Regions from separate parts of the Mus musculus genome. Here all the other regions are linked to region 3. Evidence: chromatin loops called from intact Hi-C (ENCODE). Cell type or tissue: heart. All regions are shown on one strand. Each heading gives the region's core, and the rest is flanking DNA. Links, peaks and the distances in the headings are about the cores only.

The links. A loop is a pair of places that touch in the nucleus more often than their neighbours do. Peaks named below come from ENCODE experiments on the same cell type or tissue, not always from the same donor. Only the 100,000 strongest peaks of a DNase experiment are listed, where the experiment ranks them.
Region 1: a loop joins it to region 3, with 3 times the contacts of the local background. A loop is called at or near these places in 2 of 42 quality-filtered maps.
Region 2: a loop joins it to region 3, with 11 times the contacts of the local background. A loop is called at or near these places in 23 of 42 quality-filtered maps.

Annotation. Positions count from the first base shown.
Region 1 is chr14:50,795,621-50,805,643 of GRCm38, forward strand. Ccnb1ip1 (cyclin B1 interacting protein 1) reads right to left here and starts at 108. Exons shown (of 4, transcript NM_001111119.1): 1 at 16-108. In heart, for the core only: CTCF peaks have their summits at 3,088 (motif pointing right), 4,344 (motif pointing right) and 7,759 (motif pointing left); no DNase peak of the experiment used is centred there.
Region 2 is chr14:51,099,372-51,109,394 of GRCm38, forward strand. It overlaps Rnase4 (ribonuclease, RNase A family 4), which reads left to right. Exons shown (of 2, transcript NM_201239.3): 2 at 5,436-6,780. The coding sequence starts at 5,450. The coding sequence ends at 5,896. It overlaps Ang (angiogenin, ribonuclease, RNase A family, 5), which reads left to right. Exons shown (of 2, transcript NM_007447.3): 2 at 2,015-2,638. The coding sequence starts at 2,033. The coding sequence ends at 2,470. Among named protein-coding and RNA genes, the nearest start is that of Rnase4, 8.4 kb to the left of the region's middle. In heart, for the core only: a CTCF peak has its summit at 4,147 (motif pointing right); no DNase peak of the experiment used is centred there.
Region 3 is chr14:51,261,127-51,271,149 of GRCm38, forward strand. No RefSeq gene overlaps it. Among named protein-coding and RNA genes, the nearest start is that of Rnase2a, 10 kb to the left of the region's middle. In heart, for the core only: CTCF peaks have their summits at 5,177 (motif pointing left) and 7,754; a DNase peak (open chromatin) is centred at 5,215; H3K4me3 peaks cover 373 bases; H3K27ac peaks cover 588 bases.

The DNA of each region.
Region 1 (10,023 bases), core at 1,240-9,239, 470 kb before region 3:
AACAGAAAAAAATACCTGCAACAAGGTAAAGTAAAGGTGTCGATCCTCCACTCAAGACAGATTTCGCGTGGCCAAGCCGCCAGGGCGCATGCGTGGTGCGCAAGGCCTGATGGGTAGCAGGAGGCGGGATGATGGGTAGCGCTGGGCACTCAGTGCTGAGGTAATCAGATGCCTAGTCTCCTGTTTTACAGGTCAATCTACACTTAATAACTTCCTTTAGTCTGTCTACACCAGTTATTCACAAGGTGCTTAAAGGCGGCTCACGCTTTTAATCCCTGTATTTGAGAGGCAGAAGCAGGCGAACCTCGTTGAGTCGAGGTCACCCTGATCTACTAGACTGAGTTCTAGGACACCTAAGGCTGAGACCCCAAAAAGTAATAGGATCAAGTGCCATATTTTTCTTTAGCCAGGCACCTATTGGTGCATTTCTTTAATCCCAGCACTGGAGAAAGACTGATCCGAGTTCCAGACTAGCCCAGGCCATATAGTGAGAGCCTTTCTCAGAAGCTACCATGTTTGTGTTTCTGCGTGGATGTCCCAGGATTGGGAGCAGCCCTCTCAGATGCTGAGAGCTGGTCTTCTAGGTCAGTAAGAACTACTGGGGCATCCCTCCAGTCTCAGGCGTCTAAACTTTTGAGGCATCTTTACGGGTAGTTAAGTGGCTGTTTTGGGGGGAAAAAAAAGTATATGTTGTCTGTATGCACACCATCTGCACATAAGAGGGTATAGGGCCCCATAAAGCTATAGAACCACCAACTAGGTACTGGGAGTTGAACTCAGGACCTCTGGAAGAGCAGCAGTCAGTGCTCTTAACTGCTTGCTGAGCTACTGCTGAGCAAACTTCCCAGCTCCTAAATCCTGCTGTAACTCTGCCCTTCCTAGCTTACCTATTGCAACTGTGGTTTTTCTGACTGCTAAAATTAGGGTGAGAAGATGGCTAAAAGGAAGCTAAGAAGCAAACTAATATGAACCTGTTGTGAACTAATTAACAGCCACAAAGAACAAACATGGTTCCTAATATTAAATCCTTCCCTTTTCTCCCAGGCTTTGTTTCCCATACTGGCCTTGAACTCACTTTGTAACAGAGAATGACCTTGAACTTCTAAACTTACTAAATGTTGGGATCAAGGGAATGTATGCTGGAGATAAAATAACCTGTTTTTCCATGCATGTTAGATAAACTAAACTACAGCCATTAGAAACCATATTCAATTAATGGAATAGTTCGATTTGCTTTCCCCTAGCAACTTAAGTCCTACTGGTACCAGCTAAGTCAGTGGAGATTTGAAATGTAAGGATAAGTACAAATTAAGTTTGTAAAAGAATTTAAAGCACTTCAAACAGCTATAGCTTGCTTCATTCGAAGAGATGTAGCATCTCTGGCTCTGGGCAGGTCATAATCGGGACCAGGACCCAGCCACTCAGCATCCGGACCTCAAGAAAAGCAGATTATATGCTTCACGACGGGCTTTCTGTAGCTTAAGGATGGGGAATGGTGGCTGTTTCCCTTAGGCAGGCTGGTTTTGAAACTGCAGGGCCTAATCACTGTATTTAATCAGTGTGTGTCTGGACTTGGGGTCAGCTGCTTTACTTCAGTCTTGGGGGAGCAGTATTTAAGTAGGTCCATGGATAAACAACTGAGCCTTGAGTTTTTCTAGCTGTCACAGACAAAGAATACAAATACAGTATAACCTCAAATGTCAAAGAGTATAATATAAGCACAAGAGATTTTAAAACTTATTTTGTGAACTTCCAAGTTACTCTTGTAAAACCAACCTTGCAGATACATCCAAGTAATAGATGGGATATACTAAAGCATACTCATTTATTGTCCTAACACACTCGTTCTAGGCTTTTACAGTTTAAAACCAAGACCAAAGCTATGCGAATCTCCCTTACATGCTAAAAGTTCCCAAATATGCTGGAGCTATGTGAATGCAAAGCTCTAGCAAACTATGTTGCCTCATAAACTTCAGACATAAAATGCACACTGCTAGACATCAACATGTGGAGCCACCAGGGTTTACTTTGTGGTCCTGTTCATCCGACTTGCAAGTTGATTCTGTGACACTATTCTGTTGCATCAGCTTTCATCTTTGAGTACACTCTACCCTCACATTGAATATTTTAAGTTGCTTTATTTATTAATTATTACTTGTTGTGCCCAATGATGGTGGCACATGCCTTTAATCCCAGGACTCAGGAGGCAAAGGAGGGCAGAATGAGGTCAGGGAGATAGGACTGTTACAAAGAGAAACTATGCCTCTGGGGGGAAAAAAAGAAATTCATTACTTGGGATGACTCAATGGTTGGCTGTTCTTGCAAAAGACCTGGGTTTGATTTCCAGCACCTACACACCATCTCAAAACTTCCTATAGCTCCACTTCTAGGGTCTGATGCCCTCTCTTCTGGCCTCAAGCACCAGATGTGTAAATGTAAAAAAAAAAAAAAAGAAGAAAGAAAGAAAGAAAGAAAGAACAACTCATACACAAATTAAATTTCAAAATTTTTATTAATTAAGACAAATCATTTAAAATTTAAACATGAATGTTCTAATTAACTTCCAAGATCAATCAAAAGGTTCTCTATAGCTATGGGCCATGCTTTGAACATCATCCTATAACATCTGCTGCTTTGTAACTGACAGAAAGTACTACCCTGAACAGACCGCCTGTTTATCCTCACAAAGCCCTGAGAAGACAAGCCAGTTTTGTATATGAATAAAATCTTACCTAGGCTCAACAGTGAGAGGAAGTTTACTTCTTACCACATAAAGAGGCATTTAGAAGATAAGACTCTGATAATGATAGGGATCAGGCACATGAAACAGAAAAGACCATTGGCTTATGAAATCTTGGTTAGTGCCATGATTAGTCTGCTGAATAAGTATTATACCCAGTTACATGGGGATACAAATACCTTCTCATTCCATGCCATGCCTAATTTTAGAACTAGAGTGAGCTTTAGGAGGCAGTGCAGTGGTAGTGGCACTAAAATGAGTAGGCCACTTGGCAGACAGAACTTTAACTTTATAGGTGTTGTGCCTACATGTCTGCATACCATGTCTGCAGTACAAATGTGAGCCAGAAGAGGGCATCAAATACCCTGGAGCTAGAGACAGGAGATTGTTTGCCAGCCTCTATGTGGGTCCTTCTAGTCTGGAAAATTAACCAACACCCAACTACACTGAGGTCAGAAGGTTCTAGGTAGAAAACTCGCCGAGGTTATAACTTGTTAAATGATAAGAACACAAGAGAACACAAGAATATAAAGCAGTCTGTCTAGAAGCCTACTATGTATCCTTACATGTAACCACTATACTATACCACCTCCCAAGATCCTTGGCTTTTTAAATAGAATTCAAGCAGCTGGCCAAATTACAAAGCAGAACTTTCAGATTCTTATGTCAAAAAAAATCTCCCAATCTCAAGACTTACCATTAAACAATGCAACTATCATTTTTCATACAACCATGGTTTTACAGCATGATGGTCCAGACAGGAAATGGGATTGCTATCAACCTGATGTTCTCTCCTGAATGTTCAATATTCGTACTTCTTGTATTTCATCCTTCATTTCTGGGGGGGAAGAGGAGTATACAATGCTCTTCATAAGTTGTGTGTGCTTCCAAATTTCTTATACAAACATGCATATAAAAAGTGTCAAGTAAGGAATTATGTATGGTCTATAACCTGCTTGGTATGCAAACCCATTTAATAAAACTCATGAAACTGTATTAAGTAGTCATATAAAGACTGAAAAGTAGCCAGGCATTGTAGTGGCGCACACCTTTAATCTCAGCACGTGTTAGGCAGAGGCAGGCCAGCCTGGTCTACAGAGTGAGTTGCAGGACAGCTAGGGCTACAGAGAAACCAAAAAGACTGAAAAGTGTTATGTTTAAAACTCTCAAATGTGGGGACTAGAGAAAGGACTAGCTGCTCTTCCAAAATACCCCTCCAAAATACCCCAGTTCAATTCTCAGCACTAACATGGTGGCTCAGGGCTGACTGTTAACTTCTGTCACAGGGAATCCATGTCCTCCTGCTCTAGCCTCAGTGGGCACTGTATGTACTTAGTACATAGGCATACAATGCTCTTCCAGAGGACCTCAGCTCTGCTCCCAATGCCCATTATCAGGCAGCTCACAGCAGGCCAGGAGTCCAACACCCTGTTCTGGCAAAGCAAAACAGTACGAAAAAAAAAAACAATTCTTAAGGTTTTTTAGTAAGTAGAACAGTAATCCAAAATAGTTTCCAAGTCATTTTCTTGAGCCAATACTAATTAAATTTATCTTCTATAAGAAATACAACTTCCCCCAAACATAGGGGGAAAAATCACTTGGAGCCCCTGTTGGCCACAAGATGGCAGTGTAAGGATATTTTTACTTCTAAGAGCTTTCTTGTGACAAGAAAACCCACAGAAACCAATTTAGGCTCATAGGGGCTCAGAGACTAAAGTGACAGCAGGGAGCCTACGCGGGGCTGACCCTTTGGGATGCCTAATAGTGGGCAGGGGCTGTCTCTGACCTTCCCTGCTGTTGGGACCCTGTTCCTCCTACTGGTTTGCTTGTTTAGCCTTAGTGAAGAGCACCCAGTCTTACTTGTACCTTTATATGTCATGTTGATATCCCTGCATGGCCTGCCTTTTTCAGAAGGGGCTGGGGAATGGGAGGAGAGAGAGGAGAGGAGATAGGGAAAATTGCAATTGGGAGGCAATGAGATTTTTTTTTAAAGTGCTTACTTGTAACCAAAAGTTCATTACGACAAATAACCTTCTGAACTAGAAATTCTTATTTAACATTATTTAACATTAAATTGTTAGATTAGTGACAGGCAGAACAAAGAAATCATTATCTAGATGTGGTGGCGGAGTGCAACTCAGCATGCAGAGGGAGGATTTCTGGATTTCCATTTTGACCCAGTCAGTCCAAACAGAAAGATCCCCTTGTCAAGGTAGGCTTCTGTATGAGGTAAAATATAAAAGTTACATGTGTATTAAGTAAGCACTCAAGAGACTGCTCTTCTTCTGAAGGTCCTGAGTTCAAATCCCAGCAACCACATAGTGGCTCACAACCATCTGTAATGAGATTTGATGCCCTCTTCTGGAATATCTGAAAACAGCTACAGTATACTTACATATAATAAACAAATCTTTTTTTTAAAAAAGCATTTGGAAGACACTGGTAATGGTAGGGATCAGGCACATGAAACAGAAAAGACCATTGGCTTATGAAATCTTGGTTAGTGCCATGATTAGTCTGCTGAATAAGTATTATATACCCAGTTACATGGGGATACAAATACCTTCTCATTCCATACCGTGCCCTGTTTTAAAACTAAACTGAACTTTGGGAGGCAGTGGTAATGGCACTAATGAGTAGGCCACTTGGCAGACACAGAACTTTAACTTTATAGGTGTTTTGCCTACATGTCTGCATACCATGTCTACATTACAAATGTGAGCCAGAGTAGGGCAAATACCCTGGAAAGGTTGTTTGTAAGCCTCCATGTGGGTCCTTAGGGAATTAAAACTAGTTATTTAGATTAAAACTATTTAATTAGAATTAAGTTTCCTATCAATCCTGTAATGCCAATTTACTTGGAAGGCAGAGGCAGGAAAATCAAGTTGAAGCCGGCCTGGGCTACTGAGCAAGAGCCTATCTCAAAACTATTCAAACTACCAACATTCTTCATTGTTCAGCAAACTGTATTGCAATCCCATACAATACAATACAATACAATACAATACAATACAATACAATACAATACAATACAATACAATACAGAACACTTAAACCATTGCAGAAAACCTCACTGGAAATCAGGGGTAGGATGGTTAGCATGACTAATAAGTTGATAGGAAAAGGAATGCTACCTTTAAAATTACTGCTACACATGTGCCAAGTGTGGTAGCAAATACCTTTGATCCCAACACATGGGAGGCAAAACCAGAAGGATCAGGAATGTCAACCTGGGCTACATAACCCAGAAAAAGGCAGGAAAAAAAAAATCACAATTTCATATTTACATAGAAATCTGCCTCTTTTAAGCTACATCAGTTCCCTAAGGTAAAACAATTCTGCCTAAACCCCACTCTGCTCACTTTAGTGTGAAATAGCTATGGAAGATGGTTTGCTTTAAGCTAAATGAGAACACTGGTTCTGTAGGTCAGAGACATGCATGAGCAAAGGACTGTTCCATGTGGCATAAATAGAAGACATGTGAAGGAAGACACAGCACAAATATCCACAGTTTGAACAATGTCTGCCAAGTCTTTGATTCAAGTGCTTTTTACCTTGTTTGATGAAATGGAAGGCCACTTTCTCATAAAACCCAAATACTGCATTTCAGGGGTATGGTGTCTCTTTCACTCTCTCCCTTTCTCCCTCTCTCCCTCTCACTCTCTCTCACATACACACACACATATGCACACACCTCAACACCTATCCCCTAAAAATTTTGTAATATGCCATAATCAAAGACTGTTAGGTGTGGTGGCCCACGCCTTTAATCCCAGCAGTCAGGAGGCAGAGGCAGACAGATCAAGCTGTAGGCCAGCCTGGTCTACCTAACAAATTTGAAGCCAGCCAGGGGATACACGGCAAGGCCCTGTCTCAAGACAAACAAACAAACCAAAAAAAAAAACACAAGACTTTGTGGGGTATGAACCTGTAATTTAAGCCTGAGGCAGAAGGTCGGCAGATTAAAAGCTTAAATAATTTAACAAGATTCTGTTTCAAAATATCTTACAAAGCTAGACCAGAGAATCGCAGCTCAGCCAGTGTCCCACCTCTCAGTACCATGGGGAAGTTGCTGGGACCAGCATGTGTAATGCGGAAAACCTGGGTGAACATGAGTACCTGCATTTATATATAGTCCCATCAGCCTTTAAACCTTCCTTGAGAGAGAATGTCCAAGCCCACTTTAGATATCCTGGGGTTTTCACAGGGCCTCTATGCCGGGCGGGGCTGAGTGCTACAGTCCCAGCTCTTTCCTGGACACAATTCATCTTCAACCTGGAACTAAACAACAAAAGCAACAAAAGCAACCCTGAGGTGAGGCACAGCTATGGATACAGTTTCATTTCGAACTACCAGCTGTTTACCATACCAGGGACAGAATACAGTGGGAATGTATATGACCAACCACGTGGCTCACACCGCTTCACCCATCCAGGCTCATGACTGGTAAGTTGAAGGAGGAGTGCTTGAAAGCCATGGCTCAAGACAGCAGGAAAAAAATAACTTACAATTGGGATACAGGGCAGTAACTCTGCCTAATTTTAACTTGCTATTTCCCCTGTTTTATTATCATCCCCCTCCTTAGAGTTCATCATCTGCTTCCTACAAATTTCATCGATATCTCAGTGCATGGTCTTTGTTTTAAAAATATTCAAGCAAGGCTTAGAGACTGTCAAGGTAACTAAGTTTAATGGTTAAGAAACTAAATGTAGGGGCTGGAGAGATGGCTCAGTGGTGAAGAGCACTGTCTGCTCTTCCTGAGGTCCTAAGTTCAAATCCCAGCAACCGTGTGGTGGCTCACAACCATCTGTAATGGGATCCAATTCCCTCTTTTGGTGTCCTTTAAAAAAAAAAAGTATTATCCTTTCCCCAGCCTAATTAAGACTTAATTGCCAGGGCTTGAGAGATAGGTGCCTCAGAGGTTAAGAGCACTGTCTGCTCTTCCAGAAATTCTGAGTTCAATTCCCAGAAAACCACATGGTGGCTCACAACCATCAATAATGAGATCTGGTTCCCTCTGCTGGCAGGCAGACATACACACAGGCTGAATGCTGTATGAATAAACAGCATTTCTTTTAAAAAAGACTTAATTTACAAATACAAACGGCATAATCTAATAGGTAGTAATTTGTTAAGAGGTAGCTATCTATCTCTTAAACGTCTGTGAAGAGGAAGATGTGGGGAGCACACTTATCTGTTAACAATTTGAGTGCAGATCTGCAGAACTTAACTCCACTATGCTTTTTATCTATGTATGAATGTTTTGCCTGCATGTATGTATGCGCACCAGTGTCTTCCTGGTCTCCAGAGCCCTTGGATCTCCTGGAACTAGAGCTACTGATGGTTTTAAGATACAATGTGCCGGGCGGTGGTGGTGCACGCCTTTAATCCCAGCACTTGGAAGAGGCAGGTGGATTTCTGAGTTCAAGGCCAGCCTGGTGGTCTACAAAGTTGAGTTCCAGGAAAGCCAGGGCTATACAGAGAAACCCTGTCTCGGAAAAAAAAAAAAGATAGCTGAGTGTTGAGAACAGAATGCAGGTCCCCTTGCAGCACCTCTAACTGCTGAGACCTCTCTCCATGCTCAGATTTGTAATTATGGACTTAAGACAAATAAGCTATAAAGGATATAGAAGCCACATATGCCTATTAGCACATTCAGCTTGCTAGGTTAGGATTTTCTTCTCACATTCTCTGCCTATAACAATAACCCATGCATCAGGTGTGATAGCACACACCTTTGATCCTAGCACTCAGGAGACAGGTATAGTGATCTGTGAGTTGAGGCCACTCCGTGTCTACATAGCAAGTTCCAGGACAGCAAAACCCAGTCTCAAAAAAATAAAAATAACCAACTAAGTAGGACTGCAGAGATGGACCTTGCAGAGATCTGAGCTCAATTCCCAGCACCCATGTTGGGCAGCTCACTGCTATTGTTAACTCCAGGGGATCAAAAAGTCAAAAAGCCTCTTCTGGTTCAGAAGGCACCTGCATACTTTATGCCTCCACACTTAACAGACTTAATTACAAATAAATCTTTAAAGAATATCTAGCCCAGGGGTGGCAATCCATGCCTCTAATCCCAGCACGCAGGAGGCTGAGGCGGGCAGATCTGAGTTTGACACCAACCTGGTCTACTAAGAGTTCCAGGACAGCTAGAACCATACTTTTTTGTCAAAAAAAGAACAAAAAGCCACCAACACCAAAAACCGGTTACGCTTAGACTAGTATCAAGGAGAAAAACAGGAGTCTTGTGAGTTCCACACACCGAGGTCATTAGAAAACTTTTCATGAGTCAAAAATACCCGCAATGGAGATTATAAACTCACAGCTTGCTTTTGCAAAGTAGCTAGTATTTACTGTATACCAACTAGGGTGTATTTTGTTCACTCTTCACAAAGGAAGCTCAGAATGGCTCACACTATCCTCCGAGCAGAGCAGAGTATCTCCAGATACTCCAGACGCAGGCGCTACAATTTGAACATTGGCTTGCGCAAAGCTAAAAAACCCTGGTCCTTCTCAGAGCGTCTTATAAGTATTTTAGGACACAGGCGCCACCGTTAGCCCTCCTAGGGCTTGTTAAACCACCTATCCTCAGCGTTATCTATCTAGTTTCACACATGGTCTGAGCAAATACGACACTGTTCACTAAAGGTTCGCAAATGTGTCAAGGTCGTGGCCCCACAACATTCAACAGAGACATACACGTGGGCCTCGGCAGTCCTTGTTTGCCAGCTTTCCCCAGACCAGGTGACCCAGAAACAATACATTCTGCCTCGGGCACAGTGTTCCTGAATCTGGGGAAATCCGTCTGTATTCTTTTTTTTTTTTTGGGAAAGGCACCGTTACTACCCCGGCGCTAACCTGGGCGGTCTCGGAGGGTGAGTGCAGCCTCTGTCTTTGGTTCTCTGAGTTCAAGGCCTGATTTACAGAGTGAGCCCCAGGTCTGTGAAGAAGTGAAGAAGGAGGTGGAGGAGGAGATGGAAGAGGAGGAAAAGGAAGAAGAAGAGGAAGGGCAGGAGAAAGAGGAAAGAAAGAAAAGGAAGATGGTAGGGCGTGGTGGCGCACGCCTTTAATCCCAGCACTTGGGAGGCAGAGGCAGAGGCAGGCGGATTTCTGACTTCAAGGCCAGACTGGTCTTCAAAGTGAGTTCCCGGACAGCCAAGGCTACACAGAGAAACTAAAGAGGACGAAGAAATTCTGAATATCACAGATATACCGATGGAGCTGGGGGGAAAAGTCATCCTAAGTGAGGTAACCCTGACCCAAAAAGGCAAATACATATG
Region 2 (10,023 bases), core at 913-8,912, 160 kb before region 3:
TAACATTTCCTTAGGCTGGCTGAAAGATGCAACATTCCCTGCATTTATTTATTTACAGACAAGGTCTCCTGTATCCCAGGCTGTCCTTGATTTGGCTATAGAGCCCAAGATGACCTTGAACTTCCAATTCTTCTGGCTCCACCTCCCTAGAACCACATAAACTGGGTGTGGTAGTTCTTAAGGAAGATCAAGAGTTTGGGCCCAGCCTGGGCTACATAGCAAGACCCTGTCTCAAAGTAAAACAAAACAAAAAAAAATCAAAACATAAAAGTTGATTTCTCCTGCTAAGTGTAGGGGCACTCATGGTCATCTGATATGGTGGGGTTCTGTGTGGAGGTGCAGGTTTGTGTGTTTCTCAGAAGCCGTGTACCATGTACCATGTTTTCTGGGACCTGAACCTCACCAATTACAATGCTGGCTGGTAGGGATCCTCGTGTTTCTACCTCCACAGCAGCAGGATTACAAGTGCTTGTCATCGAGCCCGACTTTTTACTTACTTGGCCATTTCTTCCCTGTGGTGAACTTTTTTAAGTTTTATTTTTACTATTTTAAATTAAGTGTATGCATGTGTGTCTGTTTCTGTGGGCAGATATGTGTAAGAGAATTCCTGGTGCCCACAGAAGCCAGAGGCACTAGATTCCTTGGAGCCTGAGTTGCTAGTGGATGTGAGCAGCTTAGTGTGGGTGCTGGGACCGGAACTCAGGCCCTCTGAAGAGTAATATACACTTTTAACTGCTGAGCCATCTCTGCAGCCCCACCATGAGCAGGGTTTTTATGTCTCAGGATGATCTTTTTCTATTTTCTCAAAGACTAAGGATATTATCAGAAATTGCTTTATTATCTCCTTATTATCTCCCAGTTCTCAAATTTTCAAATTTCCTAAGAAATAACAATTTAAAAGTCCATACGAAGGTCAAACTCCAGCAGAAGACACCTTTGATCCTATGCTGGATGTATGTGGTGCAGGGTAAACTGAGAACTCTGGGAGGTGATGGTAGGAATCTCCTCTCTTCTCCTCTTCAGAAAGATCTTACAGAAAAATTTAAGTCCCTTGCCTTCATGAAGAGATCTCAGTTTTGTTTTGTGTTTTGTTTTACAACACTGTCAGATCATTTGCCTATGTTAGCAGTATTACAAACATGGGAGACACTAGAAAATATTCTCTCAGATCATCCGAAGAGCCTCTGAAGATGAAGCTTGAGTTCCCCATTTTGCTCTCTAAGAGCTTCTTCTAGACCCACTTCAGGTACCACACAACGTGTTCCATTCTCCCTATGCACTGCATAGCAACTCTGCCCTCTGGGAGAAGTAGACCTGCACCCTTCATCCCAAGGTGATCTCTACAGCTTTCATCATTAATGTGGAACTGAGCGACTGCCTGGAGTCCCCAGCCTTGGGGCATGGGCTGTCCTGTGTTCTTGATCCCCACAAGTCATTGGCTCTCAGCTCCTGTGTTATGATCCATCTTGCCTCAGGAACCCCCATGCCTCCCCAATGGATGCCACATTTCTGTTCTGTGCTTTTCTGTCTTTCTTTCTTCTTCCTTGACCACCCCCTTCTCTCAACCCAAAAAACCCAAAGTCTTGTACATTATCCAGCTAGGGTGGAACTTCAGGATTCAAGCAATCCTTCTGTCTCTATTTCCTAAGTAGCTGGACCTTACTGACACATACTGCACCTGTCCTTGGTATATATATTAAATGTCTTTATGCCCTAGGATCTAGCACAGTTTCTGGGCCCAATAGGACTTGGGTAATGTTTGTTATCAAGTTAAGTAATAGGTGAATTAAGAATATAAATAGATTCTGTTATACTATGGATGATGGTGAACCTAAGGAATAGAGAAAGATGGCTGCGCCATGGAGTCTGTTAGGAAGGCCAAGGCCAAGATGGAATTAGGTAGCTGAGGACACTGTTTTATCATGCTCTTTCAGAAAGGAAAGTCTCCACCCACTTAGTCTAAGTTAGAAAGTGGTTCTACAGCCGACCACTCCTGCTTTTTTGCCCTTGGCAGGAATCTCTGTTGGAAGAGATGGCGATAAGCCCAGGCCCGTTGTTCTTGATCTTCGTGCTGGGTCTGGTTGTGATCCCTCCCACTCTGGCTCAGGATGACTCCAGGTACACAAAATTCCTGACTCAGCACCATGACGCCAAGCCAAAGGGCCGGGACGACAGATACTGTGAACGTATGATGAAGAGAAGAAGCCTAACCTCACCCTGCAAAGATGTCAACACCTTTATCCATGGCAACAAGAGCAACATCAAGGCCATCTGTGGAGCGAATGGAAGCCCTTACAGAGAAAACTTAAGAATGAGCAAGTCTCCCTTCCAGGTCACCACTTGCAAGCACACAGGAGGGTCTCCCCGACCTCCATGCCAGTACCGAGCCTCTGCAGGGTTCAGACATGTTGTTATTGCCTGTGAGAATGGTTTGCCTGTCCACTTCGATGAGTCGTTTTTCAGTCTATAGTCAGCAGGCCCCTGGCACAGACCTAGCTATGTTTTCTTTTTATCTCCCCTCATAGCCCAGAACACTGGTTCCATCGTTCATTGTCAGGGGCCAGAAAAACGAACTATCTAAAACATATGTCTCCTGATTTGCAATGCACAGAAATAAAGATGTCTCAAAAGCCATTAAGAGTCAGTCTGGAAGATCACTAGTTCCCAGTAAATTTAGCTTTTCCTGTTTTCTCTTCTTGCTGTATCCCAGGGGAAAGGGGCTGGGACACAGAGAGATATTCTTCCTTACCTGCTAGTCATGGGGAGGGTAGATTTCATCTTTTTATGGTGCTGTGGATGCTAAATTGATTTACAGACAGGACAGGGAATTAAAAAAGAGCCAAGTTGTCTATTAAGTAATAGGTCACTAAAGGAGCCCTTTGGAAAGGAGTTTAGGATCAAGAGCACACCAAGCACACCAAGGGTATCCCCCTGCCGTCTCCTCCTGTACGGCCTGAGACCGTCAGCACCCAGGGGACAGCTGTCATCCTCAGCAACCTAATGCATCCCCTTAATGTTTTTAAGGACCTCAACTCTGGCCAAACCAGATTCATAGTTTCACACAGAAAAAAAAAATCGATACCAGCCTTCATGAAGCAGAGTTGGAGACTTTTATCAGTGATAATTCTGACTTGTCTGGGTTGTCAACAGAAAGGTTGTGAGAGAGGCAGTTAGGGAGCGAGACATACCCAAGTGTAGGTATGGACTCCCCAACAGAGAGTAGTACATAGTTACCTTCATATTGGTCATATGTACAATGTCTCTCAAGCCACACCTTAAAAGGTCGAAAGGACATCCCTCCTTTCTTCTTTCTCTCTGTTTAGAATATTACTTATTTTATGTGCATTTTGTTTTACTATATGTGTTTTGTCTGCATGTCTGCATGGGCACCACATGTGTGTCTGGTGCCCAGGGAGGTCAGAAGAGGTGTTGGGTCCCCTGACCTGGAGTTACAGATGGTCATGGTGAATGCTGGGGTCCAAACCTAGGTCCTCTACAAGAACAGCAAGTGTCCTAAGTGCTGAGCCACCTCACGACCCCTTTTTATCTTTTGATCCCTATGTGGGATCATATGGTGGCTCGGGGAGTGTCTTGGGTGGAATTATAATTTGCAAAGGTAGAATCAAGTTCCACCAGGGTTGCATAAGGGGTTTAGTACACATCTTTTTGAAAAGAAGGTTTCTTCTTCATTCTTGAAAAGTGCAAGCTTACTCCTGGCAAAGGGTGAAGGCCTTAAGCAGTTGCTCATTATGATAGAATATTTGCTTGCCAGATTGCCAAGTAAGGGGTTTCTTCCTCTTCTCAGAGCCCCTTAAATCCCCCCCCCTTTTTTTCCCATTGAGTGTCTCCCTTTTGTTCCCATTAGTGCTTTCCTTTGATACGGGCAATTATCACTTATCAAAGCATGGGCTTGAAGTAGAATAGAGTAAACCCTAAGCCATTTCAGTGGCGTGTGTGATCCAGAGCCGCAACTTTGAAGGCAAGCACAGTGGATTCTGTATACATCAAGCCATCTCAGAAGGAGACTGCTCTTGGACTGTGCCTTCAGTGATAGACCATTATTTTGGGGTGCCCTCTTCTCTTGTATCAGGAACAATGTTTATTTGCTCATGTCAATCAACCTGCAAGTCAGTCTGAGGACTGGCCACCAGATGGCAGCACCTCCTAGCCATTCTGCAGGAAAGTAACTGGCCATGCCTTTATTATCCTGTTTTGTTTGTTTAAATAATATATTTATTAATCCTTTAAGAATTTCATACAGTATATTTGATCATCTTCACTTTCCTCTCTCTATTCTTCCCAGATCTGTCCCCCACTATCCCACCCATTTACCTTCATGACCTCCCTTTTTATTTTTTAAAACTCATTGTGTCCAAATACTCTTCTGCCCAAATACTCTTCTGCCCAAATACTCTTGGGTGTGGGGTTGCCTTCTGGAGCATGGTCAACCTACTGGAAGTCACACACCCTTAAAGAAAGCTGACTTTTCCTCTCTAAGCCACTACCACGAACTGATAGATTCTCAGTTAGCAGTGATACTTCATGGCCACCTCTCTCCTAGAGGCTGGGATCTTGTCCGGATTGAGTCTTGTGCATGCTGTCTCAACAGCTGTGAGTGTGTATGTGCACGTACCCTGTTGTGCCCAGAAAACAGTCTCACTGTTGTCATCCCCTGCTTCCCACCCCATCTCTCCAAAAGATCCCTGACTGAGCCTTGGGCCAACGCCGTGTTAGTTTTTAAGAGAGGAGTAGAGTTTCCCCAGAAGATGTGATTTAGTCCACTAGCACAGGAGAGGAGAGGAGAGGAGAGGAGAGGAGAGGAGAGGAGAGGAGAGGAGAGGAGAGGAGAGGAGAGGAAGAGAAGAAGAGAGGAGAGGAAGAGAGGAGAGGAAAGGAAGAGGAGAGGAGAGGAAGAGGAGAGGAGGAAGAGGAACTAGACAGAAGTTTGTTCTGCCTTACTTTCCTTCATTTCCGTATGTAGAGCTTTCAACTCAATAAGTAAGTTTGCTTTGATCGGAGTCTATCTACACTTTTGGGAACTGAAGTTTCCAGACCACCAAGCACTCCCTAAAGATCATACTAGCTAATTTTCTTACAAAACCCAAATTCCAGTTTTATGTAGATTTATCTTTCCTTGTTTTATACTCCAGTCAGGCAGGCCTGGGCAACTGACCACCCAGTCATGTTTGTTCTGACTTGTTCTGTTAGCTGTACGCCTGTCAATTAGTAAAGAGAACAGTGTTTGCTTTCAAGGAAGGCCATGTTGACAAACTAGCCACTCTCAGAGAAAGGGGTACAAAAGGGAAGAGCAGGAAGAAGGGGGAGATCTTAAGCAGAAGGAGGGGCAAGAGAGGGTTCTAAGAGTTTAGTTTGCTTTTCTCATTACCTCTCCAGAGCCCAGTCCTTACCATCCTTTCTCCTTGTTTTCTTCTCAGGCACTTTCTAGGTAATGATGGATCTACAGAGGACTCAGTCCTTGCTTCTGCTCTTGGTGCTGACCCTGCTGGGGTTAGGGCTTGTACAGCCCTCCTATGGCCAGGATCGAATGTACCAACGGTTCCTTCGACAGCATGTGGACCCTCAGGTGACAGGTGGCAATGACAACTACTGCAACGTGATGATGCAGAGACGGAAGATGACTTCTGTCCAGTGCAAACGCTTCAACACCTTCATCCACGAAGACATCTGGAACATTCGTGGCATCTGCAGTACCACCAATATCCTGTGCAAGAACGGCCAGATGAACTGTCACGAAGGTGTAGTGAAGGTCACGGACTGCAGAGAGACAGGGAACTCCAAGGCCCCCAACTGTAGATACAGGGCAAGAACCAGCACTAGGCGAGTTGTCATTGCCTGTGAGGGTGACCCAGAGGTCCCAGTGCACTTTGACAGATAGATGCTGTCCTGCAGCTGTTACAGCTGATAGTTGACCTCTGAGTCAGTGAGACCAACAATGAGTGGTGGCCCCAGGCTTTGTTTCCTTTGCTCGTGCCTTATACTCACATATATCCAATATAACCCATGGTGTTAAGCGCATCCCATCCAAGGGAAGAAAGAACCCACTGCTCACAGCACTGATGGCTTGGTTCTCCCAGATTCTATCCCCTGGAACTTATGCATTACATGTATTCAGATAGTATCTCAACGATTATAGAGAGCCTTTTCTGTCCAAGCTGTCTCATTCCAGTCCTCTAACACCCCTTGAGACCAATTCTGCCACTGTATTTAGAAGCTTTGAGTTAAAGGATTTGACGACCACAAAAAACCAAAACCAAAACCAAAAACAAAAACCCAGTGGAAGATCTCAGACAAAAATCCAACTGGACGGGCTACTCACAAAAGGTGTTACCCACTTCGTTATATATACTTTCTGTTATTCCAAAATGTCATCATTAGGGAAGCCACTAAGAGTTTGGAAATAGGGGCTGGAGAGATGCCTCTGTGGTTAAGAGCATTGGCTGCTCCTCTAGAGGACCCAGGTTCAATTCCCAGCGCCCACACATCAGCTCACAACTGTCTGTAACCCAGTTCTAGGTGATTTGATACCCTCACACAGACATACATGTAGACAGATCACCAATGCATATAAAATTAAAATAAAGATTTTGGAAACAACATATTGCCAAAATGAGAATTACTTGGTATTATTTTGGTCTGTGGCTTCTAAGATTTTTTAAAATACATGAAAAATGTAGTAAATCACTAAAATTCATTTATCCTTCTCCTTTGAAAGATTTTCAATATTTTAGTATAATAAAGAGCTGTATGTTGAGCCATCTGTGTCGGGATTTGTGTTCTCCTGTTCTTTTTCAGTTCCTCTCTAGTCTATGAACTCTCATGTCCCTTAGTGTCCCTATACATTCTGGTCAAATACAAATGGCCATTAGATCCATCATGTGACATCTGACTTTGTCTCCTTTACTCCACTGAAAGTGATCCCTCTCATACACAAGACCTGAAATAAGAACTCAGAAGTGGCCTTTGCTAAAAAGCACCAATTCTTTATGCAACAAATTGAGTGTGTTGCATGATTAAGCATTATTGATGTTTATGGCTGTGTATACCCAATGGATGACCAACAGTAGGCTAATATTTCTGGATACATGTGATTTTTCCTTTCTGAGCCTTCTGTGCTCAAGTGGAGTCCAAGATCAACAGGCCTGATAGATAAACAGAGTAATAGCTTTTCCTCCTTAGGATTGTGTGTGTGTGTGTGTGTGTGTGTGTGTGTGTACATGCATGTGTGCAGATGCTCAGGAAGAGGTCAAAGGTTATCTCTTTTCACCATGAATTCCAGGGATGGAACTCAGGCTGTCAGACTTGTTAGGGCAATCATTTTTATCCACTGTGGCATCTCACTGGCCCAGACAATGACTCTGTCTAACCTGAGATAATAGTTAACCAGACCTTAGTCAGACAGAAACTGCTTAACACTGCTTGGCCCCATCCCCTGTGTGTTCTTACTGCTTTTGCTAGTGCCTTGGAAATGGTTAAAGATGCCAGGTTCCTAGCCTTACCAGCACACTTACACTGGCTAAAGGTATACTTTCCATTCCACTGTTACCTTTTCTATTTGGTTTGATGTTTCAGTGGCCAGATCTCACTTCTTGGGACCACAAAAGTAAAGCCTTGAGCCTAGTTTGATAACACCCATTCCTTCCCACTTTGGACATTTAATAGAACATTACTCTAAAGATGCTGGCTGCTAAAAGAAGTGCGTGTGTGAGAGACTAAACTGATATTTGAATAATAGCAAATAGGAAATGAGACTTGATCTGAATTCCCCTTACCTGACTTGAGCAAAGTGTCCCACAAAGTACAGGCAGGAAGTAAGTACTCCAAGACAATTATGTAAATAAGCAAACAATACTTGAAGCATGGAATGTCAGTTGGTCCAAGAGGAAATGCTCCTCCCAACAACACATCTGTATAAATACATTGAGAGTAAGGAAATAGGATGGGAGGAGAGTTCTCTCCTGGGCGCCTTCAGGAGTTGGACGTGTATTTGCCTTAGTTCTGACGCTCAGTTCCTGCTTGACATTTCCGGAATGACAGGACAGTCTTGTTGTTCACAGTACTTTTGATCACACCTGCGTTTATGCTAATGACGTGACTTAGAGAAAGACTCTTAGTAGTCTCAAGAAAAGCAAGTCACTAAAAACACCAGGTGTTTGGAGAGTTAAAACTTTCTGCCCTTCTTACCAGACTTTAGGGATTAGGGTAGAGCGACTGGGAATTCAGCTCTATAGATCTCTTAGACAAGAGTATCTAAGAGTATGTGAAGATACTGCACGAATGAAGTGCCCAAAGGAACCCGGACACTCCATGGAATGGAACATGCCCTAGACCTTACCCTATGCATCACCTCTGCCAGTGGAAGTGGAAGAGCTGACAATACAAAATGGACTCACTATGTCAAGAACCTGTAAGCTGAGTCAAAGATGTGCATAAAGAAGCCTGCATGTGCATGTCTCCATCTGTAGTCCAGGCAGGCTTTGGTTCTGCACTGTCTCCCACATAGCTATAACTACAGGCCTATGCTACCAGGCCCAGCTTCACCATGTATTTCTGAGTTTTCTTCAAATTTTGCTTGTCATCTTATAACAGCTCTGTGCCCAGAAACTTCACAATATTCCAGATAAGCTGGGACCATTACATGGTAACGGCTGTCTCCAGCAATGAACTGATGCTAACTTTTCCCATGTGCTCCTGAGGGTAATGCACTTTTGTTTGATCTTTTAAAGACAGGGTCTCAGTATATATCCCTGGGTGCCCTGCAACTCACAATGTAGACCAGGCTGCATACAGAGATCCATCTGCCACTGCGTCCTGAGTACTGGGATGAAAGGTATGCGCCACCACACTGAGCTATGAGCTTTTCTGAAGCTGTTCATCTATATTTATTTTGTTTTAAAATGTCCGTTTCCCCTAACTTCCTCTGCTGTGTTTGTATTGGTTAGTGTTCTCCAGAGGATCAGAACCATTCGATTGCATCAGCTAGCTGCTAATGATATAGAGTGCATGGCAACCTCAGCTGCTTGACAGAGAGAGGTCTAGCCTATTGATGTCACAGATCACAATCCTTCAGCCTCCTTTGACTTTTCTCTTTGATGGTTTTCACTGTGTGCTGTGTAAGTTCCCCGTATGCCTTTTTCCTTTGGGAAATTCTGTAAGAGCTTTATAGAGGATGTGAATGCATACAGTGGTGGTCTCTAAACAAACACAGAAGCTAAAGGTTTACGGTTCCAGAAACTCTTAGGCACTTACACCTGGTCCCAAGGATGAAAACACACAATCTAGAGAAACATTGTTCCCAGACTCATAGTCTGAGGCCTTGGTAGTTGAGGGCAGGAGTTCAGTTAATAAATATAGAGTAGTACCCTCAATTGACTCCCTGGGCACATGACTTACAGGATGAATGGCATGCCCCAGCAGAAGCAGATTCTGTTAAGAAGCTAGACTGGCTTGATCCCCTCTGCCATATACAGGAACATACATAGAAGGAACTAGAATGATATGGCATAATGGAAGAAGAGTAAGATATCTGGACACTTCCCTTTGGGGAGTGTATGAGGAGAGTGGGCTCAAACTCTAAGATTAAGGCATATACTAATGCAATTAGGAAACAGCTCAGTGCGTGTTATGCTACATGCATGGCATAAACACTGCATCATGCCCCTAGAAGGATGAAAGTTGTTCTTATGGGTTTGTTTCTCAGGGCTCAATGTCTGGTACCTCCTGACCTCAAAGGCTGAGAATGTGCAGGAGGGAGTATAAAGGGGCACTTGGTGTGGTTGCTGGACTTTAAAGAACAATAGGGACTTAGGTGCTTGCTGAACTTATTAATTTTGCTTTAAAGAAAAATATTATAATAAAGTTAATGAGCTCTTTCATTCTGGATGTTGAAGGGTAGGGTTAAAATGGGCTAAAAAAACAATCTATGAAAAGATCATACATTTCTTGGAATCATTGAGTCAGCTTTCAACAACACCAGTGATTAAGCTACTATGCAAATATAGAGTA
Region 3 (10,023 bases), core at 1,099-9,098:
TATTGTTGTGAAGAGACAGCATGACCAAGTCAATTCTTATAACAGAAAATATTTATTTTGGGCTGGCTTCCAGTTTCAGAAGTTCACTCCATTATCTTCCTGGAGGTAAACATTGCAGTGCACCAGAAGACATGGTGCTGGAGTTTTCAAATAGGAAAGGAATAATAACGGAATATACATGTATAGTCCATGATGTTCTCACTAATAACGGCATACACACTCATAGTCCATGGAGTTCTAATACGTTACAGATACCCAGTAACAAACAGTGTTTTGTTCAGTTGTTGTGGGGTAGACTAGGTAAACCAGAGAAGATTAGGACACTGAATTAATCTCAAAGAATGTTTTTATTAACCTGCCAGCAACTGCACTCGGTGTTGTGGGTCCCAGTGAAGTCCTGAGCCTTTCTCAGGATAAACTTTTAAGGATTTAAAAAAAAAAAAAGGAAAGAAAAAAAAAAAAAAGAAACTATCATCACAAGAGAGTTATAAGTGGGTATTAGCCATAAAGTACAGGGTACCCAAGCTACAATCCATAGACCCAAAGATGCTAAATGTCAAGGAGGGCAAAAGGGAGGATGCTTGAATCTTTCTCAAAAAGGAAAATAAAATAGATATTGGAAGTGGGAGCTAGGAAGGAAGTGGAGGCAGGCATATGTAGAGAGAGTAGGGGAAAGAGAAGGGAAGTCAGCAGTCTGGGGTGGGGGCAATCTCTAAGACATGCCAGAGACCTGGATTTGGAGCAAGGCCCCAGAAGGTCTATGGGGGCAAGAATCCTAGCAGTGGAGAATATGGATCCTGAAGTAGTCATTTCCTGTAGCCAGGCAGGACTCCCAGTGGAAGGATAAGGACAGCAATCCACCCACAAAACCTTTTTACCCAAATTCAATCCACCTACAATATGTATAGGGACAAAGATAGAGCAGAGACAGAGGAATGACCAAGCAATGACTGCCCCAAACTGAGACCCATCCCATGGGCAAGAACCAGTCCCTGACACTATTGATGATATTTTGTTATGTTTGCAGACAGGAGCCTGGCATAATTGTCCTCTGAGTGTCTCCACCTAGCAGCCAATGGAAAGAGATGCAGAGACCCACAGCCAAACATTAGATAGAGGTCAGGTAGTCTTGTAGGGGGAAGGACTGAGGGACCCAAAGAGGTAGGGGGAAGGACTGAGGGACCCAAAGAGGACAGCAACTCTACAGGAAGGCCAACAGAGTCAACTACCCTGGACCCTGGAGGGGTCCCAGAGACTGAATCAACAAAGGGTGAGCATGGACTGGACCTAGTTCCTCTGCACATATGTAGAAGATAAGAACTTGGTCTTGATGCAGGTCCCTTAAGTACAAGAGGGGGTGGCTCTTGCTAAATCTGTTGCCTGCCTGTTAGTGGGTCCTGTTCCCCTGAATGGACCTCCTACTCTGGCCTCAGTAGAAGAGGATGAACCTAGTCCTGCAGCAGCTTGATGTGCCAGGGAAAGGGATATGGGGAGTAGGGGAAGTGATAACTACAGGGGGCATCCCCTTCTCAAAGGAGAAGGGGAGGGTGGAGTGGGGGAGGATCCACATGAGAGGATACTAAGAGGAGAAGGGGGACTAATATTGAGATGTAAACCAAATAAACAACTTTAATAAAAATAAAAATTAAAAATTAAAAAGAAATTCTGAGTTGGCATTCTTCAGTTAAAAAGAACAGTTAGCCCGAGGTGAAACTACATAAGCAAAAAAGCAAGATTAGTGCACTTAGAGACTTCCCCAGAGCTGTGGGCTTTGATGGATTGTATCTTTGTTTTTGTTTTGGGAGGTGGTGCTGTCTATGTGCTGAGTTTTATGGCCTGAATGGTATTTCAAGTCATTCATGGCAAGGTCTGGGGTCTACCAAGTTCTGGCAGCCTGTTCCATAAAGACCTTTTCATTGTTGTGTGAAGACAATTAAAAAATCATCCTTAGATCACTGTCATGTTTAATTAGCATTCTGATTACCTTCAATACAAACACTGTGCTGCAATTTTTGTATAGTTTGGATATTTTTGGATAGTCTGCCACCCCCCCACACACACACCTTGCATCAAATAATATTGATGGATGACATGGCAAGTACTGTGTAGTAAATCTATAAAATAATTCTTGAATGAGGATGTTGTCTATTAACCAGAAGCATTAATGGTGATATTGAAAAGGTTAGTTCAGGACCTTTTTCAAAATTCCACCAGACCCTTCTCCTCAGGAAGGGGAAGGCTAATTAAACTTCTGCAGGAAGGACTGGTCCTGCAGGTGGGGGAGGCCTAGACCAGGTAAACACATTCCATTGGACAAATCCTGCCACCTCATTCCCCAGAAACCAATCAATTTAAAAGTCACACTGTTCTGCAAATCACATTTTGCTTAATGACTGCTGCTCTGAAAAACTGTATAAAGACTGACCAAACTGGCTGGAGGTGGAGGTGAGGGGTTGTCATCTCTCCTTTAGGTGTAGGATGGCCCCAATGAGTTGGAACAATAATAAATTCCTCTTGCTTTTTGCATCGATCCCAGGCTCTGTGTGGTTCACTCAGGGGGTCCTCGGTAAGCTAAGACCTGCCAGAATCTTACAGTATCACTATGGGTGTCACTATGGATCATAATGAGGAGTCTAGGGAGAGGGATGTAGCTCCACTGGTCCTTACCAGGTATGCACAATCTCCAGCATCCCACAAAGCTGACTGTGGTGGTCCACACCTCTAACCACAGGATTCATGATGTTGAGGGAGAAGAATCAAAGCTCAGGGTCACTCTCAACTACTCTTGGTTACACACTGACTTCCAGACCAATCTGGGCTGGAAGTGAGAGAGAACCAGTGGATACTTGAGAGGGAGAATGGATATGTCTCAAATTGGTTCCAAGTTGAATATTTTTAATAAGCAGAGAAAGCCCTTAGTCTTGCAACTGTCATGTATTCAAGGAAAGCCCATTATTCTCCCCAAAATAAGCAAGGACACCAACAGAAAGGATCATCTCTTCTTTGGCACCAAAAGATCAGGACCGCCATGTGGCATTGTATCTGTAGTTGGTATGAGTACAAATCTCTTAGCAAACCTGGGGAGATAAAAGACAAATATAAGATATATACACAATGCAGGTCACCAGATAACTGTGCTGGCCTGCGAAGTATTTGAAAGTCACAGAGATTCATCACCAGAAAAACTAGGCAAACTAACACACTCCATCAATCACAGTTCAGAAGAAGTTCCCTAACTTTCATATAAGCCATATAGGAAAGGCTATGGCAAGCAGCTAAGGGGTTTGTTGTTGTTGTTCTTGTTGTTTTCATTCTGTTTTGTTTTGTTTTGCAGATGGCCCATCGTTTGTGTGGCTGCCATGGGTGTGCTCTGTGAGACCAGGACCCCATAGACTTCATCCCAGGATTGCTTCTCACTGCTGTGATGCCTTTCCTGGCACTGTTACATAGCCTAATGATTCCTGGGCATCAGCCCACCCCACTGGGCAGATTTCCTGCAGATCACTGTGAAGATGTACTTTCATATAATAATACTGTTGAGATGAATTAATGACCTTATAGAATTCCAGATGTGATTCAAATAACTTTGGGAAGAAAATTTTAGGAGATGGTTTTAGTTGTTTTGCCAGAAAGGTACAATTATATCAGAATCATGAATATAATGTGCCCACTCCTCATAGAATAAGTAAAGACTGCATAATAAAGAGTACAATGAGCTTTCATAAATTGAACTAAGAAGAGAAATAGGATTAGAACAAGATAATGATCAAGGAAAAACATTCATTTAAGGTCAGGTTCAAGAATGAGGCCAGAGGTGTGCACCATAATAGAATGAGGTCATGTGAAACTGTTGCTTTAAACTTATAAAATGAAATTGCTTTAAACTTACTATCAGCATTCCTTTTGTATAATATTTTATCTGTGAATTAATTTTATAAAGAACTTTTGTCTAAGAAGCTATAAAAAGGCTGAGAGAAAACATAAAGTGTGGCTTTGGGGCTCTGCTCCATTTACCAAATGTATGGTGTAGTATGTATATGTAATATATATGTTTGTCTATATTCATGCACACATATACACATTTAGATATATGTTTATGTATATAAGTATGCATGTGCACTTGTGAAATTTATAAAACATGTGGTTGATCCCGACCAAGTGAGTGTGTGTGTGTGAGTGTGTGTGTGTGAGTGTGAGTGTGTGTGTGTGTGTGTGTGTGTGTGTGTGTATGTATGTGTGTGTGAGTGTGTATATGTGTGTGTATGTGTGCATGACCTTCTTACTATTCTTTTCTTTCGCGACAGTCACTTAAGAGTTACAAGAATTCAAAGTTTCTCCCTGGGCACTCTTGTCAGACCCAAATAATTAAATTCTGCTACCATTAGCACTATCAGTACAAAGCCTGTAAATTGCCTGCTGCTATCAGAGGCAGCAGGTGAGGGTATTGGCTGCTCTCAGAAACATCAGGGTGAGGGTATCAGCTGCTATTAGCACAGACCCCAATGGCCATTGCCATCCCTTGCTGCCTTCCTCACTTTACCTGGATGTCAAGCTGGCATTCAACATAATTTCTATTGTAACTACTTCACCTGTCTGTGGTTGAAACTAGAATGCTAAAAAGGAAGTGGCCATGTCCTAGAAATAGAAATACTAATAGAACAGATAACTAAGAATAGAAAAGTAGGCGAGCCACTTCAGCAGAGAGAGGTGTCAGGAGGTATCAAAAGTATAGCTGAAGCTGAAGGGGCAGTTTAAGGACCATACTCTGAAGTGAGGTTATCAAACCTTCCCATGTAGCCTATTTAGACAGGATCATGAATCTAGGAATGAAGGAGTATACGCAGTCTGTCCCACTTATCAGCTGCCCTGCTGCGGCTACAAGAACTTCATTCCCGGGAGAAGTTTGGTTGGATTCTTGATTCTTTATTCCAGAAAAGCTCTTTCCTGTGCAGCCAAACTGTAAAACTGGTTACACCAGCAAACACTCACAACCTACTCCTTCTCTGCCTTTGTACAGTGCCGCGGTGTAAGTCTGAAGGGAAAAAGATCAACACTAAAACGTCTGGGTTTGTGATGGCAATAATAAGCTCAGAAATCTGCTCTTTGGGAGTTAGAGCATGTTTATGCTTCTGTTCTGTACGCCATGTGGGCTGGAACCAGGTGAACGTGCGCCCCCTGCCGGCCAATGCAGAAACTCCTGGGAGGTGGAGTGGCCTGGTTCTCCTGCTGTCCCAGGCTGCATACTAAAGGTTTTGTTATGAGGGGCAGGGACATAGAAGCAGAAGGTAGGGCAGAAAGACCCTGAGAGCAGAACACAGACAGCACGACCAGAGCGGGGAGTGGAACTAGCATGGCCCCTGGTCATTCCCAGGAAAGACTTTCTAGATCATGTTATTTGAAGCAGGCAGACACCTTTGGCTTGAATCCAAATAAAAAGTCAGGGAAGAAAGAAACTCTTTCCTGCCTGCTTGTCCCCATGCTCACTGGCAAGGTCTTCTATCCTGTTGCTAAAACATTCCTTTGACACTCTAACAATCAACTTCTTACAGTTTCTAACGTAGACGGATCTCCAGGAATACTTTAGGCTTCCAGCTTCGATTGGGGCTGCTGAGACTGTTGTGGTTTATTTAAAAGAGAGCAGAATATGTCTGTAGAGCCAGGTATGGGGCCGTGGGAGGAGGTGCCTCTGTGGGCCCATGCTGAGGCATCCCTTCCCCCTGAGGGGCCAGCCATACAACAGGTATAGAGTAGAATAGAGTTTATTTGGGGAATGGGAGTTGAGAAAGGAGTACAGACAGAGAAAGACAGGGAGAGAGAGAGAGAGAGAGAGAGAGAGAGAGAGAGAGAGAGAGAGAGAGAGAGACAGACAGACAGACCCAGACCCAGACCCAGACCCAGACCCAGACCCAGACCCAGACCCAGACCCAGACCCAGACCCAGACACAGACACAGACACAGACACAGACCCAGACACAGATAGAGAGAGAAGAGTCGCAGCCAGCCAGGAACATGTGGAGAGAGGGGGTAAGGGGAAGCGGAGAGGAAAGAAAGGGTCAGGGAGAGAAGACAGTCAGAGAGAATAAGAGATCAAGGAGTGGACAAGCAGCCTCTTTTATAGTAAGCCAGGCCTATCATGCTATTTCCTGGTAACTTCTGGGCAGAGCCTAGAAGGAATGCTAACAGAGACATGCAGGCTTGTAGACTTGACCGTCTCTCGGGTTCTCTGCCTCTCCAATGCAAGACAGATATTTGTCGAAATACCCAGACTAATGTACCCTGTTAGCCAATAACTTGTGTTTGTGTGTGTGTGTGTCCTTTAGTGAACACTAGCAGAATACGTAGAAACCAACCTATCCACACATGGACTAATGCAATCAAAAAGATACTTAACGAGTGACCACAAGAAGACAGAGAACACTAGTGTTGAGGATTTGTCTACACATCCTCATTTTTGAAATGAGAGATAAAGGGCTGGAGGCCAGACTCAAACTCTGTCATGAGATACTGTCAGAGAGAGAGAGAGAGAGAGAGAGAGAGAGAGAGAGAGAGAGAGAGAGAGAGAGAGAGAGAGAGAGAGAGATTGAGAAAGAAACTGTTTCTTAAAGGCTTTAGCTTTTTGAACATTTGCCATTATCTCCTTCATAAATCCTTCCTAATACATTGATGAGAGAACTAAGACTGCTTGTTTCTCCTTAACTGCTTGTTAGCTCCCCTAATCAACAAGTTGTCAGAGTGGTCTCAGTTTGCCCCATGGTGCAATACCCAAGTTCTCTGCATCTCAAACAACAGATAGAAAATGATGCTTGTTATTGTGCAATAAGGGTTCCTTTCTACAGGTTGGTGGTCTCCCTAATAAAGGAATTTTAAAATATACTCAGAAGAATGCTTATTTTACTAGAATTTAGAAGAAAACCCACAGAGAAGGCTGTCAAGCTGGCCATCCCAACAGCCACTAAGAAAAAAATGAGGAAGACAAGAAAGTCTTGCCTTTAAATTACCAGAGAGCTGGAAAGAGCTGAGTTCTTGACCACCGCTGAAGTCCAGAGTCTTAGATGCTGATGAGGGACTGAGCTGCCCTCTTCCTGCAGCTTCTAGTTAGTTGGTCCTGGAGGATGACTTGAGGGAGTACCCTCTTCAGGATGGAAGCCTTAGGTGTGGAGCTCCACCTCATCTGTCCCTGCTGATCTCTGAAGGCAGTCTTTGTTCTCCAACCAATGAGAGCTGGGAGCTAGACATTCAGGCTTCCTCCTCTGCAGAAAGCAGGAGTTGGAGGGAGCGAAGGGCAAGCAAGCTCCTTCCCACTGGAATGCAGAGATTAGCTTTGAGATCTTCCTTCGTTGTGTTTTTTTTTTATTTCCTGATCTATCACATTATGTGTTCTGAGTTCCAAGCCCAGACCACCTGGGCTCTAATGGGCTCATTGTGAGGTACAAATAAGGTGGTTTTTTTTTTTAATGAAAAAAAATCAGAAAAGAGCTGTGGAGTCTCTTCTAGAAAAACACTGAGCCCACCCCAGTTATTGAAAGTTCACTGCCAGGTCAGCTAATCTGGTGGCAGGTCTGTTTCTCACAGGTAGGGGAGTTGGTAAGAAAGTTTCTGACCAGGCTCCAGGCTGAAGAGATGGTTCAACTTCTAAAAACACTGGCTGCTCCTCCAAAGGACCCAGATTTGAATCCTCTGCATCCACATGGCAGCTAGCAAGTCAGGGACTGTGGTTCCAGAAGGATCTATCATCCTCTTCTGGCTCTTATGGGCACTACACATGAGGAAGATAGATGCAAGCAAAACATACTCCCATATATATAAATATACATGTATATGTGTACATACATATATACATACTTTTAAAGTTTCTGTCTGTTCTAGTTGGCAGGTGAGTTTTGCAAGACTTTCATGCTTTCTTCCTCTGGGGGATTTCAGACGGGTGGGTGGGTTTCTTTTGCCTGCACCATTTGTGGCTCCTTTTCTCTGACACTTGAGTACAGCAGCTTTCAGAAAACTCAGTGTGGGATTGGTGAGGGAGGTGGCACCTACACTTAACAAACAAGTCTTACACCATCAGCACTTGTGGAGGCACACACCCTACTGACCCTGCTATAGCGACAGGAAGCACATCACATTGTCCCTTTCCTGGTGACCATGTTAGACATGGCAGCCAAATAAATATTTTCCATTATAAGAATTGACTTGGTCATAGTTGCTCTTTACAACAATAAAACCCTAAGACAGAGACTTGCCCGTAAGTATGGACATTGATGGATTAGGTCTTTGTTTTCATTTTTAGTAGCTGGTGCTGTCTGCATGCTGAATTTTACAGCCTGGAGGGAACTTTCTTTATGGAGTCAGTTATGCTAAGATCTGGAGGCCTACTAAGGTCTGTGGCCCTGTTGAATTATCAGCAAACTTGTGAGATGACTTTATGAGGTGCAACATGAGGCCTTTAGAGAATATTCCTAGAAACACTGAGGGCATCATTTTAGCCCTCAGTGGCAAAGCTGTGGGCATCACAGAAACCTGGGAAAGGGGTAATGATAATGAGAGACAGAACTCTGATGACTCTTCATGAAAGAACAACTTTTATTTGCCAACTGCTGTTGATAAATTATCTAGCTCGTTACTAGACAATCATTGCAAGCAGAGCTTGAGCAAACAGTATCTCTGTCTCCTTCTCTGAGATTTCCTTCTGCACTTCCCTGCCTTTTGTGGTCTTTTTGTGCTCTGCAGGATAACCTTCCAGGACTTAGATCTTGTACCTGCAGTGTCCCCTCAGTCAAGGGATCACATCTAGATTGCTGTTTGAGAAAGGCAGTACAGACCACTTGGACCCCAACAATTCTGGCTCTGGAAGAATTGAATGGAAGGTTCAGTGCTTATGTACATGGAATTGCATTTTTTACACTGACCTAAAGAGTCAATGTAATTCCAATTAAAATCCCAACCAAAGGGGCAGACTTCCAGGCTGAGGCCAGAGTATCACACCATCCATTCTATATGCAACCAGTACATGGGGTGTGACAGGCACCCCTCAATGAGTACTCCAAGAACACATTTAGTGGTGTCAATCATGGCTCCAGGAGTGAAGACATGCTATATCAGACCATAGACAACAACGTGGTTCCAATCATGCACAGCAAGTATGGAGTGGTAGGGGAGGTAGAGCTCCATAGTGTCCACCTGAAGTCACATACATGAGTCACTCTGCAGAATCCTAAGTGTGCAAAGGAGTTGCAGTGTTTTCTGCTATATGCATAAAGGAACATAAAGTGGAGTGGGGTTTATGAGTAGGTTTTCCTATTGGCTCAGTTTTTTGATGTTAGGGATGCTCTATTTCCATGGGGAAAAACTCCAGGTGTTTTCTTATGTGACTGACTCTTTGTGGTCATCTCAGTCAGATGTTGTGGTTACATGTTCTAGAGCAGGTACAGAAATAGGTAGGGAGTGGCTCAACTCCTGCCATTCTCAATGTCTCTGAGTTTCCCCAAGTCTGAGCTCACTCCGTCTTACCAGTTCTTCTGTCTGGTGGTATGGCCTACATGCCCTATACTGTATGGCCACATTGTCTGCATAGGAGGTCCCTCTACAGTTATGGTATATTTGCAGAAACCAGATCAAAAGCTTCAAGATTGGCTTTTGCTCAATAGCCTCTCAAAGAAATACACAGGAGTTACCATACCATGAAAGAGAAGACCTTAGAACCCCTATATCAAATATAATTTGAGCATTTGTAAATAAATCAGAGTTGATCTTGTGTGTGAACTCACTGGAGGGTCCCAAGGTTCCCAAAGGACTCTCCATGCTGCAGGCACCCTAGCACACCCAGGATCTTGAGATTACTGGTGAGTGGAACACAACATCTGTTCCAAAAAACCCAGAGGGTCTTCTACTAGCAGGAACAGGGACAAAGGAAACCTGTCCGACCAGTGGCTGGGGTTCATTCCGGTCTGCACCAGCCCTGCACCATATTGGGCATGAACTCAGTGGGCCCTAGCACACCCAGGATCTTGGGATCACTGGTGAGTGGAA